2 separate regions of the Mus musculus genome follow, and region 1 is linked to region 2. A link is a loop called in an ENCODE intact Hi-C map of the cell type or tissue named here. Cell type or tissue: heart. All regions are shown on one strand. Each heading gives the region's core, and the rest is flanking DNA. Links, peaks and the distances in the headings are about the cores only. Region 1 overlaps Col4a2 (collagen, type IV, alpha 2). Region 2 overlaps Col4a2 (collagen, type IV, alpha 2).

The links. Hi-C counts contacts between places; a loop is a spot of excess contacts. Peaks named below come from ENCODE experiments on the same cell type or tissue, not always from the same donor. Only the 100,000 strongest peaks of a DNase experiment are listed, where the experiment ranks them.
Region 1: it touches region 2 in a loop (2.4-fold over the local background); 3 of 42 quality-filtered maps call a loop at or near these places.

What each region holds. Positions count from the first base shown.
Region 1 is chr8:11,378,681-11,389,966 of GRCm38, reverse strand. The region is part of intron 4 of Col4a2 (collagen, type IV, alpha 2); the gene reads right to left. Among named protein-coding and RNA genes, the nearest start is that of Gm46030, 44 kb to the right of the region's middle. In heart, for the core only: a CTCF peak has its summit at 4,797; DNase peaks (open chromatin) are centred at 4,266, 6,366, 7,286, 8,136 and 2 weaker places; H3K4me3 peaks cover 321 bases; H3K27ac peaks cover 5,949 bases.
Region 2 is chr8:11,326,483-11,337,768 of GRCm38, reverse strand. All of the region lies in intron 3 of Col4a2 (collagen, type IV, alpha 2), which reads right to left. The region is part of intron 1 of Gm46030 (a long non-coding RNA gene); the gene reads left to right. Among named protein-coding and RNA genes, the nearest start is that of Gm46030, 8.0 kb to the left of the region's middle. In heart, for the core only: no CTCF peak of the experiment used is centred there; DNase peaks (open chromatin) are centred at 2,962, 3,406 and 5,958; H3K4me3 peaks cover 1,108 bases; H3K27ac peaks cover 5,613 bases.

The DNA of each region.
Region 1 (11,286 bases), core at 979-8,978, 53 kb before region 2:
AGTGGACCCATGACTCCCCTGATGTCCCATGGCCAGCTGTGACTGTGAGTCCTCGTTCTGTGGGGCTCACAGGCTCCTCATTCAGATATGGCCCAGACACCTTCCAAAGCCACTTCCTCTCTCCCATCTATAACTTGAGCCAGGGAGAGCTGGCTCTTGGAGTTCCTTGGATCAAACTCTCCTATGAAGGAGGCAAATGTTCTCAAGCTGAGGGCTTTTACCCTGTTCCACAGTCCTCCTCCTTAAACGGGCATTTCTCCTGGGTGCTGGCTCAGGGCCATCAGAGGTATCTCTGGAGTTAGCCAAACTCAGTTCTTGTCAGAAGCCCTGGTAGGACACCTCACCTCACTCTCCATGTCCTACCCTTCTCCTGGACTCTGCCCAAGCATCCGCAGATCCCTAACCACAGAACGTCTAAATTCCCTCCGGCACCATTGTCCTGCCGTAACCCTTCTTTCTCCCAATTCTGGAGTCCAATTCTGGACAAGTAGAGACACTGCTAGCATTTGGCTTAAATCCAAGGACCCAGCATGCTTCACTGTAGCTGCTGTCCTGTGTTTCCCCAGTCTGTCCGTCTCTCTTGTCCTCTCCTCTGGGTCCTAATAACCCGTTAGCGAGCTTCTCCTTTGCCTTGCCTGGACAACTCCCTGGTCTAGAAGTCAAGGGCACTCTTGTGTTACGCTTACCTTAAACCTGTGCCACTACAGAACCCATGGCGTTCCTTGAGTATTTTGATGGTTTCTAACGATGCCCTGATGTTGTGAACACATCTTTCTTCCTGAAAAGGTCGCTCCTTGCTTCTTCTCTGAGATGATATTGGGATAAGCCCTCTTTGATCTGCACCTAGTTTCTTAGCTGATCTTACACTTCCCTATGAAACCCCTTCTGTGCCTGTTTTGCATCTTGAGGGGGCCAGTGCAGTGCCTGGACCACACGCTTGGGGGTGGGGCTGTTGTGGTTGCAAAGTCAACTTGGCTAGCTATTTGACATGGATCCTGTCTATTTATATCCACCTGTGTGCTCCCTCCTTTAGTGCCTGTAACGCCCCGGAAGCGTCCCCTTGTCACTGCTCCGTCCTCACTCCCAGCGTGGCTCCTGGGGTGAGCTTCCAGGACACCAGAGGCCCTTTGCAGGATTAGTCAGAGAGCTTTCCTTCCCTGACATGCATGCAGAAAAGTCCACCAGCCTCCTGGAGGCTAGGCAAGCATGGAAGACCAGTCTTCATTTATCTTCTAGCAAGCAAGACAACCGAGCAGTCAGCTTGGTTAAATGGAGTCAGGAGAAATGTCTATCCAACCTCCATCCATCCACGCCTCTCTCTATCTTCTGTCAGTCTCTGCCACGTATCCACCGTCTCTATTTATCTTTATCATTGATCCACATGCCTAGTTATCTAAGTACACACGTGCGCACACACAGGTGGACTGTTATATGTCTCTTACACTTAGAAGGTGTAAAAATGGACTTTGGGCCAGTGAGATGGTGACATGGCTTGTGACAGGGAAGCCTGATGTGTGACAGGCAAGGCTGATGATGTATGACAAGCAAGTCTTATGGACCGAGTTCAACCTCTGGGACCCATACGAGAATGGAAGGAGAAAACTTATTCCACAAAGTTGTCTATGACTTTCATGAGCACACTGTGGCACAACCCCACCCCATCTTGTATATACACAGTTATAGGTTTAAAAGGGTGACTGCCGGGGGCTGGGGAGATGGCTCAGCGGTTAAGAGCACTGACTGCTCTTCCGAAGGTCCTGAGTTCAAATCTCAGCAACCATATGGTAGCTCACAAACATCCATAATGAAATCTGACACCCTTTTCTGGGGTGTCTGAAGACAGCTACAGTGTCCTTAATAAATAAATAAAATCTTTTAAAAAAAGTTGATTGTCAATGGTGCCAGAGGGAAAACAGCTGACTTATTTGTAAATCACAAATAATTCAAATTAAATTTCTTATTAAAGTACTGTTATCGTAGAAACCCATTTCCAGTTGTACAAACTCCCCTTTGAAAGCAACTGGGTGGCCTGGGTTTGCCTGGGTTTGGGGGAGGTATCTAGACATGGAATGGTTTCTAACTATGACTCCTAATTTGCTGGTGTGTCCTCAGCCTGTAACCTCTTTAAGACCAGGCGGTATGCTGATCTTGAAGTACAGCTCCAGCCTTCAGGGGTCCTTCCTCTGTGAACACTGAGGGCCACATTTGGCCATGACTCCCTAGAAAGCTTTCAACATATCTAGGGGGAGCTTTCTGGTGTGCTCAGGCCTCTTCAGCTCAGAGATTTAGGGTTATGAATAGTAACCCACTATCTGGTCTACACTGGGGAATTATGGCTTATGCGATTGTGGGAATGTACTAGCCATTCAGTTTGGCAACCATTCCTGTGATCCAAATATTAATTTTTTTTTTCATGCAAAACAGTAGCACTGCTCTGGATCTGACACACCAGACAAGAATCTGGGAGGCAGAACTGTGACCACTGTGGGCTGGCTGCAGTCTACCCAGCACAGCGATCAACCACAGTACTATCTCCTGCTGTGAAGAGCCCTGGCTGTCGCTGTCTGTTAGTGTACCTTTCCACAAAGCAACAGACAAGACAGTTCCCAGTGGACACTGCCAGTTCCCCTCAGTGTGAGTATGGCAGGTGGGTGTCCCCTGTGAGCTGGCAGGGTGGCGCATGGCCCTGATGGGCCTCTCCTGTCTCTTCTCTCTTAGCTTTCATGCAGGGATTTCTCCGTGGTCTCTTGAAACGCTACTGTCCCTCAGACCTCAGCCCAGCTCCTCTGGCTGCATACTCTGCCATTTAACTTTATATCAGAAGCACTGAACTGACCCAGAAGTGATAGCGTCAAAGGCCAGATAGCAAAAGGAAGCAACTTAAATCCACCACCGTTATACTGTTTGCTAAGCTGTATCACCTGGCAGAAACTGCTCTGGTCTGAGTATGTGAAGATCCCCAAAGCCCACATGCTGAAGTGAATACCTGTGCCCCACCCCCCACCCCCAAAGTGGCATTGAAGGTTTTGTTATCAGAAGGTGTGAAGGTTACAGGTGGATCTTCATAAACGGGTTAGTGGACTACCCTGTCCATGAGAGGACACAGGAGCTAGGCACTGCCTGGGACGCAGTGACTCCTCCCTCGACACTGAATCTGTGGTGTTCAGGTGTGGGCTGTTTGCTTTCGTGAGTATGAGTACCACGTGCGCACTGCCCATGGAGGCCAGGGAAGGGCACTGGATTCTCGGGAGCTGCAGTTACAGAAGGGTGTGGGTCTGGGAACCTAGACCAACTAGCAAGTGCTCGTTGTTTTGTTTTGTTCGAGACAGGGTTTCTCTGTGTAGCCCTGGCTGTCCTGGAACTCACTTTGTAGACCAGGCTGGCCTCGAACTCAGAAATCCACCTGCCTCTGCCTCCCGAGTGCTGGGATTAAAGGCATGCAACACCACTGCCCGGCTAGCAAGTGCTCTTAACTGCATTTCTCCAAGGCCCAAGCAATGACCTTAAGTTCTCTAGTCTGAGGTGTTTGGTCACATGGCCACATAGACTAGAACAGTGACTTAGTCACAGAGACAGGGTTTCTAAGACTCTTGAGAGCAGGGGTTCTCAGCCTTCCTAATGCTGCGACCCTTTAATACAGCTCCTTATGTTGCTACTTCCTAACTGCAACTTTGCTACTGTTGTGAATCATAATGTACATGTCTGATATGCAGGATCTCTGCGATGTGGCCTCCAAGAAGGGATCACGAATAACAGGTTGGGAACCACTGCTCAGGACCAACAATCCTTCAGAATATAAGCAGAGCCGAGCAAAACACCCAGAGCCATCAGTAAGGATTGCTGTACCCAAAGAGGATTTTCTAAACTAAAGAAGAACTTTGAAGAAGCCTAACAAAAGCACTTCATTCCCACAGGAACCCCTTTCTGGAGTTCCTTTGGGCCACACAATGCTCCATGCTGCTCGATTATGTTCTTATTCATCTTAAAATGCGTGGGTCAGACCATCTTAAGCTGGCGTGACGCAGTCAGTGTTAACACCATGAGTGTCACAGCAGACACTCTATGAAGATGCTGCCTCTTTCTGTCCCACAACAGAGAGCTAAGCCCCACCATGGAATCAACCCCCGAAACGGAGCTGGAGTCGAGGGTGAATGCAACAACTGGGTGGAAGAGTTGGCTGTAAAACCAAAGTCTGTGGAAGCCAACTTCATGGTTAGGAAAGAGCTGGAAACGTGTGGGTGTGTGCTCAAGGCCCGAGGAACATTCCGGAAGTTCAGCAGATGTTTTCTGTTAGGAGGCATTGGAAGCCTCGAGGGCTGTCTGTATCTCCTTCTTGGGAAACAAGATGATTTAAGAAAAGAGCAGTTTTCTGCTAAACTCACAAAATGCAAAGCTTATTGGCATGGCGACCTTCAGACCCTTCCCAGGGAGCTCAGAGCACTGCCTTGGAAAATCTGTGACAGACATCCCACCTGCTGTGCATTCTGCCCTCTTATTTCCCTATCTCTCTCAGCTGCTAACAGTTTCTCCAGGACCGGAAGAGGTGAAGCCTTCCCTCCCTTTGGAAGACAATGTTGGAGTCACAATGGCTTTTCTTGGGTTAGGGTGTTTCTACATAAACATTGAAAAATGGGGACTCAGACACAAGAAGTCAGAGGCCTCTACTGGACAGAAGATGAGTGAATTAATGTTTAGGAAACATGTAGGATTTCATTTAAATATTGCATCTGCTGGAGAACGTTCTTCCGCATAAAGATTGGTGCATGGAAGATTCAGACTGTATTAACAAAATGTCCTTTAGGAGGAGCTGGAGATGGAAGCTACTCTCTGGTCAGTGACGGATGAGCTTGCACAAACATCCCACTCAAAACCTTGTTAAAGTCTAGAACTCCAGCTGGCTGGGGCTCTGGCAATCTAATCAGATTGCTCCACCAGCTTACTGGATATGTTGCTAACGTGGACCATATTCAAGGACATAAGATGCTTTTAGCCCTGGGAACATTACTCAAGCCACTGAGAATTTTAATGGTCTGAGCCACAGAGGGAACTTCTGAAATGACCAGGTTTCAGACAACCAGAGTGAGCCCCACACAGACCCTGCCAGCACCTAGGCAGTTTCCCTCCTAGAGGAGCAGGTGGCTTACAGCTTTCCTGCCAGGAAGATGATGGGGTGCACACATGACCAGATTAAACTGCATTAGGTCAGTTGTGTGGGAATTTACACGTTAAACAGTTTCATGGCAAATCTCCCAAAAACGTACCCGATTTTTGAAAAGTCCCATTTTTTTTCCCATGTCTTTCTTAAAACTGGACTGTGTCACCCAGGGAATATTACACACCTCGGAGGAGGAAGGATTTCACAAGACTAGGCTCAGCCCAGTCGTTTTTGGTCATTTGTGGGAAAACAACCAGCGAGGGAGTTCTGATTTACAGAACTATAGTTCGGGGCCAGCCAAGCTTGGGGGCTAATTAAACACCCACCAGGTTGACCCGCACTGCCTGGTCCTCATGTCCCCAAGTCAGATGGGGTCAGTGTCTCTGGCAAGGTCTTAGGGTGACCTATGATGAGTAACCCAAGGAGGTTTTTCTTAAAAAACAAAACAAAACAAAACAAAAACCAGTGCAGCCCATGATGGCCTAGAACTGCTATGTTTCCAAGGACGACCCAACTCTTGAGAGCTAGGAGTGCTTTAAACACATGACTTAATCTAATTTTGCAGCTGGGACACAGGAGTTGTCCACCCAGGGACCTGGAGTAGGTGGGTAGCCGCTTTCTTTTGGCTTCTCCCTAGTGCCCCTCACTCTTTCCCTTTCTTAGCCTCCTTTTCCAACTGTTCCCAGAATGCCAAGCGCTGAGCTGCTGCACACAGTGTATGTGTTCTTTTACTCTCCCTGCCAATTAAACAAAACAAAACAAAACCAAAAAACTCACAACCAAAATTTGGCAGGAATTAGCAATTGACTTTTTTTTTTTTAATAAAATTCTCTAAGTTGGGCGGTGGGGGGCGGGGGGAGTTATTTCACATACCTAAGGAAGAAAATAGTTTTCTAGGAACGTGATCCAAAGGATGCTGTAATGAAGCCATGCCATGCTAACTTGGTTGATGGCTTCCAACTGCCACCCTCTCTGGGCCAGATATGTCTGCTTCCACGCACCAGTGATGGTGAATTCCTCCATTCCATTTCTAAGCAATGGTGACTCCAGACTCTCTGAAATCCCCACTTCTTCACTGATGCTATTTAAATTGGCAATGTGTTTCCCCATGGCAAACCCAGTCTCTTCCTTATCATGTAAAATGGCCAGGGAAATGAATTTCCAAGGAGGGGCCAGGAAGAGGACACAGAGGGAAAAGGAGTAAAACCTGCGTAGATTCAGTCTTTTGTGTTCTAAGAATAGCATCAAAGCCTCTGGCCAGCAGCTGATCATCCTAGAGGCCTGATGGTTGTCAGGCTTGCCAGTGTGGACAGCTCTTTTCTTAGGCTAAGGCTGCTCTTAAGCTGGTAGCGGCCTCTCTTCTCAACTCATCAGAGAGTTGCTGAAGTCTCGCTTTAGAGATCTCCTACTGAACTCAAAAGTCAAATAAAAAAAAAAAGAAATTAGTGACTGTGAAAAAAAAATAAGCTTGAGGAGTGAGTCTCATGCCCTCCATTCTCCCTCAACTTCTAAATCCAGCACGGATCTCACCCCAGCCCACTCCCTCCCATCTCCACCAAGGACCATTTATACACCGGGAAGCCAGGAGGCTCATTGCAGTCTCCCTCTGTCCTCTCACCTGATTCCCTCTGCTACACTTCCCTAAGTGGCAGTCCAAGTCTAGGCCAAGACTTCTGGCTTCCAGCTTTGATTTACTCCCCAAATGTCTTGTCTGCCTTGCCAAGATTGTGAAATATGCCACCTACACTGTTCTTAAAAAGTAAAAAGAGCTCAATGCTTTACTAATGGAAAATATGTATCCGTCACTAAGTGGGAAGGAGAAATAGAAACTCATTTGTAATCTCTCTCTCTGCTTTCTCTCTCTCTCTGCTCTCTCTCTCTCCTCTCTCAGCTCTCTCTCTCTCTGCTCCCCCCCCCCCCCCACACTAAGCAAGCTCCCACAAACAAAGAGCCCATCCCTAATGACCCATTTGAATGAATGACAGATCTGGAACACAGAGGCAAAGGATAGCTCAGGACACTGTGGGGGTGGCTTTTTGGTTCCGGGTCAGCACAGGCCACCTCTCTGTGGACCTGCCTGGCAGAGCTCTGCTGGGAGCAGCATCCAAGACTCCTGTGACGCATCTCTGAGTGACCAGCATGGGAGCCTTATCTCCAGACAGACAACTGTGGGGGTGGATAGACAGCTGGCTCGGGGAATGTTTCCAAAGCCCTCCGACTGTCATGTACCGTTAGCAGGGCTCCCTGCACGCTTGGCAGGCTTGCTCCAGCTGGAGCGGCTTTATGCCCAAGGATGGTAAGACCGTGGGTAACTTGCATTAGTCATGTTGGTCAGCCTGTGGCTGGCAAGGCTCAGGACTTGGAGAATTCAGGGGCTTGGCTTGAACCAAAAAATAAAACCACAGAACATTCTCGCATTTACAAGGTCGCTTCTCTGAGATCTGCTTGTGCAGTTTACAGACCTGTTCTTAAGGAACAGCAGATCTAAGGCTGATGTCATTGCGTTCTCACCTGCCGGCAGCGACTGCCTGCTGTGCTCTCTCTCAAGAGAAGTGGGGTGGAAGGGAAATTCCTATCGTGACTTTGAATGGATTTCTGATGGAATTCAATTACAAGATGTTCAGGACTTATCGTCTGGGATTACTGGCAGAGTTTAGGAAAGGGATGGGAAGGGCTGAACTCAGCTGGTACAGCGAGTGCCTAGCGTGTAGTGCACGAAGTTCCTGTGAAGAGCCGTCCTTGCATATGTATGTAAGATGTTAAAATGTATAAATTAAACATGAAAAGGGGATGGAGCACTGTGGTATTCCCCTAAGGCAAAGGGCATGCTCTCTGCCCACAGACCTTCTGCTTGGCCAGATCTCATCATGCCTGGGGTTCCTACCTCAGAGGAAGGGCAAGTAAGTCCCCAGATGAGTGGTTTGGGAGATCCGGGGTGTGGCAGGAGCTGAAGGCTTCCCATCTCCAACCTGTGGTCTTCTGAGACCATCTTGACCCTCTGACTGCAGGAGCAGAGCAACTTCTGTGTGTACCTTCCCAACCTCTAGGCTAGCTGGTGAGTGAGGAAAGGAAGGATGGTGTCACACCCTCATGGGACCGCAGACTGACGAATGGGCTGAGGGCGAGTGAGGAGAGTGGGGCAGAGCCCACAGACTGACGAGGCCCCAAAATGGTGGCACACCCCTGGTTCGAAACTCACGAGTGTTCAGTAAACCAACCCCCTGACACCTTCTCTTACTTAGCATGGCAGCTTCCCATCACAGGTAAAAGAGAAGCAACTTGTTTCTACATGGAGGAAACCCTGGGTCTGCAGGGCTCCCCGAAGCTGTCTCTCTGGGCCATTGTAGGGAGAATGCTGGCCAACCTGGCATCCTCTTAGCCAGTGACTTGAGCTCTAATTTCCTAGGAGACATGTGCTGGCCCTGTGGAGGAAACAAGGGCTTTGGTTTTTTTGTAAACTGACCTTGCAGGGTTCTCCTGCTCCCTGGTTGTCTCTTTCCCTGTGCATTTCTAGCAGGCTGTGGCGATTCCCTGTGTGCCTTTAAACTCCATGGTTTCATTTTGACCTGTGTTTGAATGAGCTTTTAACTGACAACCAAATCTAGGAGAGCAAGTGGCAGGACCGGAGAGGAGGTGGGAGTTGGCCAGGAGGCCTGCGTGGCCAGGAGGCGTGGATGGACCTAGGTTTCTGTGTTGAATGCTTTAGTGGGATCTCATCCAATCCCAGCAATAGCAGGTGATGCTTCAGCCACTGGGAAAAGAGTCACCTCCGAGTGTGCTAAGGCTTGGTGGGAAGCAAGCAGCAACAGGAAGCTGGTTGTTGGCTAAAGACTGAATGGGAGACTGGGCTGCCTCAGCTTGCTCTGTGGCTGGGAGTGTAGAGTGTGTGTTTAGGTACAGGAGCGTATGTTTAGTGTACAGGAATCCCCGTGTTCATTCTCCAGCACAGAGAAGAAACCCGCAACTTCAAGTTCCTTGGGCCCTTTGTCCCAATAGTCCCGATAGCCATAGGGAGGGACACAATGTCTCCTTAGCATATCTCTCTTCAGGAAGTTTCCACCCCACCATTCATATTCCCGCATGCTCAGCTTCCTGGGACTTTCTGTGCCAGTTGGGTCCCAAATGGACATCAGCACTGTCATGTAACTGCCACTGGAGAGGGGCAGCCAATGTTACTCACTCTCCGAGGAGCCGCACAGCGCGGCTCTTGAGTCGGGCAAGAGGACAGCCTTTTCTTTAGAATGGGAGTTTGCTTTGGCCTGTCTCGAAGGACAGCAGAAAATATAGATGAACACCGAAGAATCAAAACCTAATACTAAAAGCCTCACTCCCTCACCATCCCAACGCATTTCAGCAGGATTGTTGTTTTATGTTATGTGGGTTTGAGTCGTAAGGGCTGCGCTCACAGAAAAGTCATCCTGACGTCACTTACACCAGAGGCTGCTGGGGGCGTGGCTTCAGGTTCTGAATTCACCACCCCCTTTGGTCAGCTTTCAAGTGAGCTTGCCCGAAAACTGCAAAGAGACTCAGGTTTACCTCACAACAGTTGCCTCCAGCAACCTCAACCGGTTTATCTCCAGCCTTTCCTGAGTGTGGATGGCCCTAGGCTGTCTCTTCCATCCTTGGAATGGTTATCTAGATCAACGTCCCTCAAGGGAAGAGCAGCCTAGGTTCTTAGTCATCCAGTTGACACTCAGTATCTGATGGTAGGCTTCCTTCTCAATCCTAATCTACACCTTCCAGTAAATCTTTCCCTTGTAAGTCTCCCTACAGCTGGGGCAGACACCAACCAATCAGTTACCTGCTATGGCCTCTTCCTGGACGTATGGATAAATCTCCATATTTCGCTTTCTGGGGATGAAAATCGCCCTCCACATCTTTAGGCAAGGTCTAATTGGCCGTTAAAGGAGGAAGAGGATATGGGGGCTCCCACAGAAGAGCAGACACTTCCAGGGCAGGAAATATCCGATAATTATTCCTGCCACAATTAGATAGGGGGTGGGGAGGAGCGAGAGGAAGTGGAGGGATTCTCAGGAATCCCTTGGGAAAACAGGAATGAGGCAGGCCGTGCACTAATATGGGCTTCTCTCTGCTGGGGAAGGGACACCATCTGTGGGTGAACAAGTCACAGGCATTGCAAAGAGGAAGACAAGCAGAACTGGGAGGGATCCTGCAGGGGTTCTCAGCCTTCCCAACACTGCCACCCCCTAATGCAGTTCTTCCCGTGGTGACCCCAACCATAACACTACTTCCCTTGCTACTTCATGGTTGTAATTTTGCTACTGTTGTGAATTGTAATGTAAATACTTTTGGAGATGAAAGTTTGTCAAACTGGTGGAGATCCACAGGTTGGGAAGTATTGCTTTAGAGGGTGACTGTCCGAGCCTGGCTCACCTCTCTTCCCCTCTGCAGATGAACGGCCCACAGCAGTCAGCTTCCAGAGACGTTCTTGGAACTGCCTGCAAGTCTTTGGAATATGCCACAAGCTCCACATGGGCGCTCTTGACCACAATTGTAGATTTTTTTTCCCCCTCACTGATCAATTCAGGCTGTTAGGATTTCAACCTCTTCTTTCTTTTAGAATCTTAAGTTGAAGTTTGTCATCTGCACCAATTATTGTTGGAAATCTTAATAAATCACCATGAGAAGAAACAGAATGTGTGTATGAGAGACAGAGAGGGAGAGAGAGAGAGAGGGAGAGAGAGAGATCCAGAACAGAAGCCTACAGACTGCTCAAGTTTTATGGGCATCTAAGGAGAACTAAGATATTAAAATACCTTATGATATTATGATATCATGATTCATGATTAAGAGGTTTTTTCTTTAGTGAGCTAGAGACTCAGTCATCAGCGCTCACAGGTTGTGTAGACTGAGAAGTGAGGTGGCCCCTCCTGGGATGGGTAGAAAGTCTCCAAAGGAGCTATGGCCATTGGTTGTCTCCACTCTCACACACAGGTTACCAGAGATTGCTCCATTTCTCCGTAATCCCGCTGACCACTTGGTTAGTAAGGCATTAGCTACAGGGCAGGGTTTTAACTCTGCATCCTTTGGTGTTCAGGAGCTTATGCAATGTCACTGGGACAGGTCATGGTTAGACCCATTATTAAAGATCTGCCATTAGCAGGAATGAA
Region 2 (11,286 bases), core at 2,026-10,025:
GGACTGCATACTCTCAGTCTCACACACAGGACCTCTGAGGTGCCCATTTCAGCTCCGCCAGAGGCCAGTTTCTAGCATGTGCTGACTGGCTGGACTCACACCGGTTCCCGTCTGGTGCTGACAGAACCTCTGGGCTCAGTGGCTCCCGCAGCCCCAGCATGCTTTGGGGAATCAGTTTTATTTTACCCACTCTCTTCTCGTCACTGGTTTCCGAAGGCATTTTGCTCTTTGTGCACTTTAAGGTGGACAAGCCCTCTGAATGGCTTAGTTGAATACTCCTTTACTCAAGTTGGTGGGAGATTTTTGTGTGTCTGAGTATCTGAGCCAACTATGCACATGTTTAGAGAATATAAAACACGTGTAAAGCTTCCTCAGTAAGGGCCCAGCTTTTGTTTAAAAATGAATTCAGGATAACTTAGTAGCAAACACTCACACAGTGGTAGATGGCTCATTTGGAAGAGTTTCTGTGTAGTTCTTGAGCCTCAAAAGAGCAGTAACTCCAAGGCCTTGCTGCCATCATGATGCTTGTTTTAGAAGCATCTCCTTTGGTGGTCACATTTAATATCCAGAACATCAATCAAGTACTGATGCTGCAAATGGACTTAGGACCTGCTTGTCTTTGGTGTGTGCTCTCATACTGAGCCCCAGGCCCAATGTTCCATCTTTGGTAGATGAATGCTTTACTAAGCCGCTCTGAAGACTGATGGGGACATCTTGTGTCCCCAGAGAACACACTGCAGGGCCTCCCTGAACTATCCACACATGACCACTGCTCACAGGTGCATGCTGGAACCTCTGTTGTAACTGGCCGAGGAGCCAGCAGGGGATGGCAGGGAAGTACACAGAGGCCAATGCCACCACTGGGTAGGAAATCCTGCAGTTGTCCATTTATAGAAGAAAAGAATCCTCCTCTGCTCAAGGCTCCAGATAGCACTGGTGCTGAGAAGCTGAGGTCCCAGAACCAGGCAGTTTTGGGGTAGGCCCTGAGCTCTCAGCAGGACACCCCATTGCTTGAGTTCCTCTCAGAACCTGGAGTGCAGATAGAGGAAGACCCATCTTCTCCAGGACATGTAACAGCTGCACATTTCCTTGTTGGTGTGACATCATATTCAGTGGTATAATCAAGCTGACTTGGCTGGTTGTCACTGGGGTCAGAAACAAAGGCAGGAGAAGCCAGCCCAAGCTGGCACCAGCAGCTCTGATGAGGATGGCCACTGTGCCAGGCTCCCAGGCTAATCTCCAAACTGCAATCTGTTCTGAGGCCCCCATAAAAACTTGCTTATTCAACATCCTTTTCATATTCATCTCCCACTTTTTTAATTCATCGGTTCGCATGAATAGCACTGTTATGCTCGCCCCCCGACTAAGGCATCGTTATAGCTCCCTGCATGTTCATGAAGGGCTGGCATTGCCTGAGACACACAACCCAATGTATTATCAGAGAGCCATTCGAGTATTTTCCAGGAAAAGAGGAAATGGTCAGCTCTTAATTCTCAGCATCAGTGTTCCAGAATAGCGGAGAAAATAATTCAGAATGGCCTGGAGGATAAAAGTAAAAAAAAAAAAAAAAAAAAAAATCCCAAACTGTCTGGGAACATGTAAGCAGCTGTAGGCTGAAAGGAAGGAGAAGCACCCCAGGGGCCATCTGGGGGCAAGAGTGCGAGTCCTATTGGCACCGGAAAAATGCGGAGTCAACATCAGTGGGCAGCCTGTTAGGCTTCCATGGCAACCTTTGAACTTTGCTTGCCAAAGCTACCTCTCTTCCTTACGTCCCGCACACATTGTAAAGACAGGAGATGGTACCTACCAACCATTTAAATGTACTTTAAATCTCCCAGAAGAAAGGTGTATTTAATAATGTCTCAACACTCGGCATAGGGGAGGTTGAGGCAGGAGAATGACCGTTTAAAGCCAATCCAGACCACGCAGTGAAATCATATAAAAAAACAGAAACAAAGAATCCTTCCTAGATTTCTTTTTCTTCAAGGTACATGTCACCTCCTGGGGGATATGTGCCAAAGCTGTGGTAATAGCTAGGGGAAGAAACCAGAGTGGACACTGTGGGGCAGAACCAAGAACCCCTCCATACTCGCAGCACGAGAGAACTCAACAGCGCCACAAGGAGAACTCTAGTGGCTTGCATCTGGAAAATGGGCAGAGGGCTGCTCCCTGTGGGGCTGATCTGATGCGAGCAGACCACTGGCCTCTGGCCTTCCAGCTGTATGTCTTTCTATAGAGCTGACATAACACTTTATAAATTACGCAATTCTTATCTTCTTAGCATCAGCCAATCTTCCTACAACCAATGCTTTTCATGAGTCAACCACTTGCAAATGATGCCTGCCTGGCATGTGGCTGCTTTGTGATTGTTCTCAATCAGTCTTACAATACTCAGCAAGACAGTTCTGTCCAGGCTTCCTACATGACACATCTACCTGGCAATGGGGTTGCTTTGGTGACACACATCTCAAATGCATGTCGTGGATGCTATGGTGGGTAGAGAGGAAATGGGAGTCTTCTCTACTCGAGAATGGAAGCTGCCCTCCATGTGCCATGTGTTGATCTCCACTGGGGAGGGTCCCCCAAAAGAAAGGACCTAGGACACAATCTTTGGCATGTAACTCTAGCGCCTTCTGATATGTGCACAGCAAGGCCTGCTGTGATTGACAAGCCAACAACAGCAAGCACTTCAAAAGCCCAGCCCCTCTTCGGGGTTTCACGTCTGCAGCTCAACCTCATAGAATGTCCTGCCCAGCTCCATAGAGGTTAGCTGCATTATGTCTCAGATATTACCCTAGGGCTCTGAGCTCAGGCATTTTTGCACACTGCACACAATTCCTTCTGTGATCTGTCATCATATGTGCAACTATCAGAGAAGCAATGGAGTCAGGCGGCCTGGCGAGTGGTACCTGGTACCACTAACTTAACTTTCTGGGCCTGGTTTCCTGGGCAGTTGAAGGAGGATGGAGTTCCTGCTTCCTGTGGCCTCAGAAAAGGTAACTTAAGGTCATATGCCTAAAGCACTTAGTTCAGGGCCTCCCTCCCGATAAGACCTTATCTTAGAACAGAACAATGTAATTATTTATAGTAAGAACTATGTAGAGAAGCAGTTGTGTGACTGTTGAAGGCCACAACCCAGGCTTCTAGCATACAGTGCCCAGGACCCATAGTGATTGTGTACTGTGGGGTAGTGGGGTGAGACAGCACCCAGGCTGTGGGCCACCTCTCCTTGGGGTTCAAAGGGACTTGCTACTGTTAGAAGGATGTTTACTAGTCTGGCACTTTGGTGAAGAAGTCTTTGAAGAAGAAAGGTGCTACGCAAAGCCTCCCTTGTGGAGGGACTGGAGATGTGGGAGGAGACATAAAATCAGGTGCAGAGGCTCAGCAGGGCTGAGAGTCACTGCACACATGTGAAAGATTTGCATGGACCTGAGGTCCCAGAATAGCCGAGGAGAGGATGCCTTCTAGGAAATCGGAAGCATCTTTGGTTTTACTGATAAGAAGCTGGCTCTGTGAAACACATTTGTGCCTAGTGAGTGGCAAGGACAGTTAAGGTAAAACAAGGCAAGGCAGGGACGGGCTCACAAGTGGCATCTATAGTTAGGAGCCCTCCCAGGTCAGAGTAGGGGTGACCCACACATTCCAGAAACAAGCAAGCACCACAAGACCTCAGGAGGCTATAATGCCTCCCACACCCCCTTCTTATTCATTGGGAGCCCTGACCTTTGTGACTACCGTCAGAAGAGACCGTCTAGAAATATCACCCCGTGTTTGGGTAATGAAGACCTCCAGCTGAGCTTGGCAGTGGGCACCACTGTTTCTCAGAAGCCAGCAACACTCTTGAGACTACTGCTGACATCAGAAATATGACATAAATCAATCACTCAGAAAACCAGTTAATACTGGAAGGATTCTCCAGCGGCCTTTCCAAGTTAAACTTTCAAGGTCAGTAAAGTTGTAGCGGGGATAAAGACAGTGAAAAGTTAACATGAAAAACTCCATAAATCCATGTCTCGGGAGCACACCTCTTGCCTTCTGTAAGTCATGCTGGCTTTGGAGGAGACCAGAAGGCACAACTGGCATCCAAGTTGAGGAGAACAAGAAGAGGAGGGAGAATATACCCTGTTCAAGAGTGTTCTGAGAACGGAGCTGTCACGTTCTTCAGAGGAGCAGGCATGAAACATTGGTTTGTGTCGGTGTCAACACGTCCTTCGTGTGTGTCTCTGGCTTTGAATCTCTGTGTAATCGAGTTAGAGACAAGAAGACTTAGAAAATAGTTTCCCACGCCACTTTCTAGTTGAAAAGAGTCCAGATAACCTCTGCTCAGAAAATATTTCCAATGTTCACCTCCAAGCCTACTAGCAAAGCTCATGTAACACGCCAGGGGCTGATGTAGCTCAGCCAATTTAATCTTAACCAAGTCTAGCTTGTGAATGAATGACACTCCTTTGACAATTATTGGGGGGTAACCTCTAATCTACTTTTCTTATGCAGGTCTGACTGATTCCTCAGTGGTGTACCGCAAATACTTGCTGTTTCTCCTGTTTCTCCATCTGCTCATGGTTCACCTCTTCCATGGTGGCCTCCTCCTCTCTGTGTCCTCCTCTTCCTCCTCTTCTTCCTCCTCCTTATTCCTCTCTCTGTACCCCCACCCCCAACCAGGTAACTCAAAACCTGCCTTCTTCTCTTCCCTCCAGGAATTGGCTGTACGTTTTTTTTTTTAATTTAACTGGTATTTTTACATTAAGGAATCTAGCATCACAATATATAGCAACAGACCAAACCACAACAGTTGGTAAGTACTCCCTGACTTAATGTGGCTAAGATGTTGTAGCCCAGTGAAATAAGACAAGAAAAACGAAAAGTGCACGAACTAAAGCCGGCATCATGTTTAGATACACGATTTCATATAAACAAAGCACAACAGAATCTGTTGTAAAAATCCATCAGGGAGACTTGGGAAAAGCAGTAACTTCATAAAGAGAGTCTTACGTTGAACTACATTAAAATGGAGGCCTTAGGGCCAGCAAGATGCTCAACAGTAAAGGCGCCAATGACTTGCGTTTGAATCCTTGGATCTACCTGTTGGAAGGGAAGAATCAACTCTTGGACATTGCCCTCTGACCTCAATATGCACATTCTCCTTCTAAGAGGAAGGGGGAACCAAGGTGGCCATGCATGTGATCCCTGCCAATCTCCCTGTGGTGGATTTGGTCACTACATGGTCACCATGATCAATAGGAAAACAGAGGGCTCTTCATGTCTTCCCAACATTTTCCAACATAGAAATCTCTGAGACGAAAAAAAAAATGGAAAAATTGGTGCAGAAGAGCATTGCAGGGCTGGGGTACCCTGATCTACCCCTGCACACATGCATAGTGCTCCTTTTGCCTCCAAAAAGAAGATGCGACTCCTGGAGTTGGGGATGTTACAAATGTGAACCACCACGCCTGGCTTCCTGATGCCAGCAGCTTCTTCTTTGCTGAGCCCTGGCATTGTCCTGTATTTACTGCTATATTTTAGGCTCAGTACAAACTCATCTCTTAAGTTGGAAATGGCAGAGATTATTCTAGAAGAAAACAACTTTAGTAAGTTTCTTTATTTAAAAGAAAGAAAGAACAAAAGAAAGAAAGATAGAAAGAAAGAAGAAAGGAAGGAAGGAAGGAAGGAAGGAAGGAAGGAAGGAAGAAAGAAAGAAAGAAAGAAAGAAAGAAAGAAAGAAAGAAAGAAAGGAAGAAAGCAAGCCTGCATGAAAAGACAATGACGTAGTTGACCCCAGGAGAATCTGGACGCGCAGAATTTATTTAAACAGCATTTCTCCAGGAGTGATTTCAGGCAGAGGTCAGAAGGATGTTAGACACACCCAGAGGAATGTGGCGGGGAAGGTTCCTAACCAGGCCTGTAGCTTGATTACCAAGCTATTTAGAGAAGAGTCAGTCAGCCAAACTAGGTCAAAACCTGCAGCCCGACAACGGGACTGGTAGGAAGCCAGCAGAGAACTGCTGGAAAGGAAGCTACCCAGTGAAGCTGTATGAGTATAGGGAAGGCCAAGTCCTCTTAAATGGAGGAATCACCTGGGAAGTCACCTAGGCCTCTAGTCCAGGTGGCGTGAGAGGAGGGCAGCACTGACTCTGAAAGGAGAAGTGGATGGACAAACAAAGTCATACACTTGGCTTTGAACTTCAGTGGCTCTCAGAAACAGTGGCCTGAGGAGGTTTTGCCTTCTTCTCTGAGCTGTCTCATGACTGGGGACAAGCAGCTGGGTGGTTCAATAGACTTCAGGGGGATTTGCCCCAATCAGACTGACACTCTGGCTGGGAAGAACTTGGGCTCTGGACAGTGTCCCACTCCCACCCCCCACCTCCCAGCTCATTCCGACCCGCCACACACCTACACAATGAAGCCATCCAAGGAAAGCGTCCGGGAAGCACAGTATCTTTCCACACTTGCCCTGCCACTTCACCCCCTTCAAATCGCTGACACATCGGCTGTCTGCCTAGTGTCCATTAATGGTGTTGAAAATTCATTTATTTAGCCTGCTTGGGGTGAAGTCATGCAGCTATAGAGTGACTTTCAAAATCAAATCAAACCCTCCTCTTGGTTCAAGGGGCAGCAGAAAGCCTTAAATCTTCAGCAGTTAAGCTCTGTACCCAGCACGTTTATTAGAAAACTGCCCAGCACATCTAAACTTCAGAAAGAGTGAAAAACAGAGTACCCAGCTTTCGCTCAACTCCGAGCCGTATGTATGTCACATCTGTCACACCTGATTTTATGACAAGGGGCTGAGGAGATAGATGTCCAGTCAGCAAAATGCCTGCCATGCATCTCACTAGACTCGATAGCCAGTCTAGTGAGAGACCCTGGTCAAAAAATAAGGTAAAGAGCAATAAAAGAAGACATTCAACAATGAGCTATGGGCACACGCACAGGCACACAGACAGACACATGCAGGCATACACACATGCACATACAGGCACACACACATACATACAGGCACACACAGGCACATACATATGGACAGGCACACACACACACACAAACATGTATGCACGCACACACAAACACAAGAACACATGCACACAATCAAAAAGATGACAAGGTGGCTTCACAGTTCTATATTTTCCTTCACTGGCTATGGAGTAGCATTCTGCTGAGTGTGCTGAGATGTTAATGGCCGTCTTTCCCTTCCTATTAGGACCATAGGACATACATTCCTCTGTTTCTTCATGGCCATGACTGAAAACATCCAATGGGACCCACAAAAGCACCTCATACTGAGATGAGTGACACACATATGATCTGCTTGGGATAAACACTTCAAGCAAAGGAGGAGCATAGCTCAGCACTTGCTCTTCGGAAGTGAGACGCACAAGGCACAGCCAATGTTCCTGTCTAGTCTTCCCTGTAGAAAGGATGTTGCTCCAGCCTCAAGTCTCATCGCATATTAATACACATTAGTATATGCATAATATACCAGTGATGATTCAGGGTAATGGTGGACATGGGGGAAGTTTTCATATTTAGACTACAAGAGGAGCTGTGGTCCTGTCTGACCTCAGAGGAAACTAATCTATCTTTGAAAGCATTTGCAGCTAAAATATTTAATACTCCAGGGATTAAAGACATAAGTAATTTGTCCAACAGTCTGAACTTCTCCATTCAATTTATCTCTGTTTTTGTAGTGACTGGGTATTTCCTTTATTTTTGAGCTGGTTATGAACAGTGAACACATTGCACTGAAATAAAAGAATACTATTATTTATTTATTTATTTATTTATAGCCACAATCTGGGGACCTCATGAAGCTCATAACATAGATTAGTTCTACCCAAGTCTATGAGTTTTGGCTGGGGAGTGTCCTGCTCATGGCTTCCAAAACAAGCCTTTAGAGACAGTGAATCATGTAATTTTTCCCCAAATGATCTAACATAGAAAATTATTTAATTGGAAGGATTACATGAGAACATTCATTTATCAAGCTAACATGGACCAGGGGCATGGAGTCTCTGTTCTTCCAGGATCTGGTGTGTGCTCTAGCATTCTAGTTCCCAACTTTAAGAAAAGATGGGTTTGCTGATTTGGCCCTAGCATGTTATACCTGTAAAGGCCTCTTCGCAGGGAACTTCCTTGTGTCCTAGGTATTTCATGCTCATGAAAGCAAACATGCAGATGAGCTACTGAGATAACCAAGACAATGGCATTGATGCTTGTGAAATCCCGGGGTTTTAGTCCCGCATTTCATAAAAGCCAGGCAGGAAATAATAGCAAGAGGTCTACAGAGACAGATTTATATTTACCGTAGGGAGGCAGATGAGACCTGCATGGGCTCGTGCCTCTTCAACATGAAGCTAGGTTAAAATAATTCACTAGTTTATCTATGGAAGGAATAGAAAAAACAAAACAAAACAAAAAACTCCCCAAACAGCCAAAAATATGGCCTGAAGAACTCTGAAAGGAGGAATAAAATTTTATGGTGTGTGTGTGTGTGTGTGTGTGTGTGTGTGTGTGTGTGTGTTAGGAGAAGGTATTGTTCTCTTGCTGTATTGAGAGTATGGAACCCTGTGCCTTATGTACAGTAAGCAGGTGCTCTATGACTCACCCAAGACCTCCAGCTCCTCACTGGGATTTTCGGCACTGAGATGCAGCTTTCCCAACTCCCCCGGTAGATTCCAGGCACTCTAGACTCTACCACTGATTTTGGCAACTCATCACTAGCTAAGACATAATGGTGTTCAGTCAGACTCTTTGGGATGCGCCAATCGAATGGACCAAGCTAGTTAATAACAGTGCCTGATGCCTGCTTTGCAGGACTCTGAGGAGAGGCTTCCCTAAGCAGGTTAAGAGTACTCAGATGGGCAGAGCATGGTGATACATGCCATTAATCTCGGCAGAGGCAGAGGCAGAGGCAGAGGCAGAGGCAGAGGCAGAGGCAGAGGCAGAGGCAGAGGCAGAGGCAGAGGCAGAGGCAGAGGCAGAGGCAGAGGCAGAGGAGGCAGAGGAGGCAGAGGAGGCAGAGGAGGCAGAGGAGGCAGAGGCAGAGGCAGGCAGATCTCCGAGTTCAAGGCCAGCCTGGTCTACTGAGTGAGTTCTAGGATAGCCAGGGCTACATCAAGAAATACTGTCTCAAAACCCAACAAAACAAATAAACACAATATTTTGATGAGCTTTGCCTAGCAAGGATCAGCTCATGACTCCCTTTTCCCTAAGTTTGCCTGAACCCAGGTCACTGCAGTGGAGTGTGTGCTAGTGAGGTCTTGGTTCTTGCTAACATAGCTCTCTGGTAAAGCCAAACCTCAGGAGCACAGACGTTCCTAGTCTGACTTTTCTGATCTTCCTAATCATGTTGTCCACGTGGCTGAGGATCTATGAAGATGTTTACCTTGACAATTCGGTTTGAAAGGCAACAGGCCAGAGCTGAGACGCCACTCAAGGCCCAGCTGTAACTGATCACAGGAACAGAATTCTTGGGGTGTGGGTCACAGCAGGAGGCCTCTGTAGGGAGCTGGGGGGTTTTAACGCTTCACTGACACCCACAGAATAAATTCCTCTCTTAAAACAACACAAGCCAAACTGGATTTCTTTGTTTTTCATTCCAACACCCCCTTGACCTCTCCACTGTGGGGAGACAAACTCAGAAAAGCCAGCTGGGAGTGTGGGAGCGAGTGGGTCACACCCTAGCCTTTGAGAGAACAGGCTGAGGCTTCGATGTGAATCTGTCTCAAGGAGGTGACAATGTTGAGGCTTGATACCAGGAATCCTGGCTGGAAGGTAGCCTGGTTCTGCCTGGTCAATGAGAGAAGACCAGGGCAACTGTGGTGTGTGCTCTCTAGGGGTGCATGAGAACTGAGGTCAGGGGATAGTGGAGGCCAGTGCACCCAGCCCCAGCTTTGTGGTATGTGTGGAAAGGCATTCCTGAACCTTAGGCAGATACTTTAAACAGAGCCAGCCACAGCCACAGCCACAGCCACAGCCACAGCCACAGCCACAGCCACAGCCACAGCCACAGCCACAGCCACAGCCACAGCCACAGCCACAGCCACAGCCACAGCCACGGGCCCTTTAGTTGGAGATGAGGTTTTACCCAATCTTCTGACAGCAGCTCAGCAGCCAAGCTAAGTGCTTTCCTCTGCTGCTGAGCAGATTAGAATAGAGATGTGAGCTAGCTGCCTGGGCTTTACAGGGCTGGGGTAAGAGATGGAAGGAGCGGTATACTCCCGGACTGGAAAGCTCTTGGAATTACTATTCCTGGAGGAGGCACGCTCTGAGGTCCAAAGGCAGGGGGGATGGACAGGAAGTGTGGTAACCAGAGCCTTTGGGAGGTGGTTATTCTACACCAGGCCCCGTTAAGGGCTTCCCCTACATTACTGAATGGAATCCTTTTGGCCACATGCACTGGGCAGATTCTAAAGTTCTCTCACAGAGGAGGACAAAGGCTTAAGACATGAAAGGTTACAGCTGTGACAAATGGAGCTTGATTTGACCCATGTGACCTGGATGCAGAGGGTGACACTGCAGTGGGCAGGTGCATCTTGTAGAAAGAGGTTCCAAGACAGGACACTTGCGTTATGGAAGAGCTGGCTCTCCTTTCTTGGGAGAAGACATTGAATAAGTCCTGAAGTCTGATGGAGAGGCAGAGGCGACAGGAGGGGAGGGTCCAGAGCATTGTGGGTACAGACACACAGCCAATGAGATGTCTGTGTGAGGAAGTACTGAGGTCTTGCTATGTTCCTATCACCCATCCTGCCTTCACCAGGTGACTTCCAGTGTGATTTCACCAGGAGATGCTTACGAAAAACATCACGGAACTTCATCTGTAATTGCATAGCATTTCAGTCTTTAAGACATGGCTGGGATTTTGCAGGGAATTACATGAAATTTTATTGACACTGGACAGACGTTCAACTAGAGACCAATGCACAGGACTGACCACTGGGACCGGAAATAATAATCAAAAGCCTGAAGAGAGCGGTGGAGGCGGTCTGGTGGGAAGGAACAGTTGTCACGCTGACTTCAAAGGAGCTTCCAGCCACTCTGAACTTCCAGGAACACTCCTGAAGCCTGCTGTAGCTTTCTGATTCCCATAATCCACTCTGAATGCTTGTTCAAGGATGGTCGAGCTCAGGTTCACCTTAATACTTTCAGCCTCAACTTTGTTAAGGTTGTAATTAATGTTGGCTGTGTAAGGAAAGCTCATTTTTATGGGGATTAGAAGCCATAGATCATATTGTCCCCTTTTATAGTCTTCACTGAAGCTCAGGATCACACGTGTGACCTGAACCCTCAGGG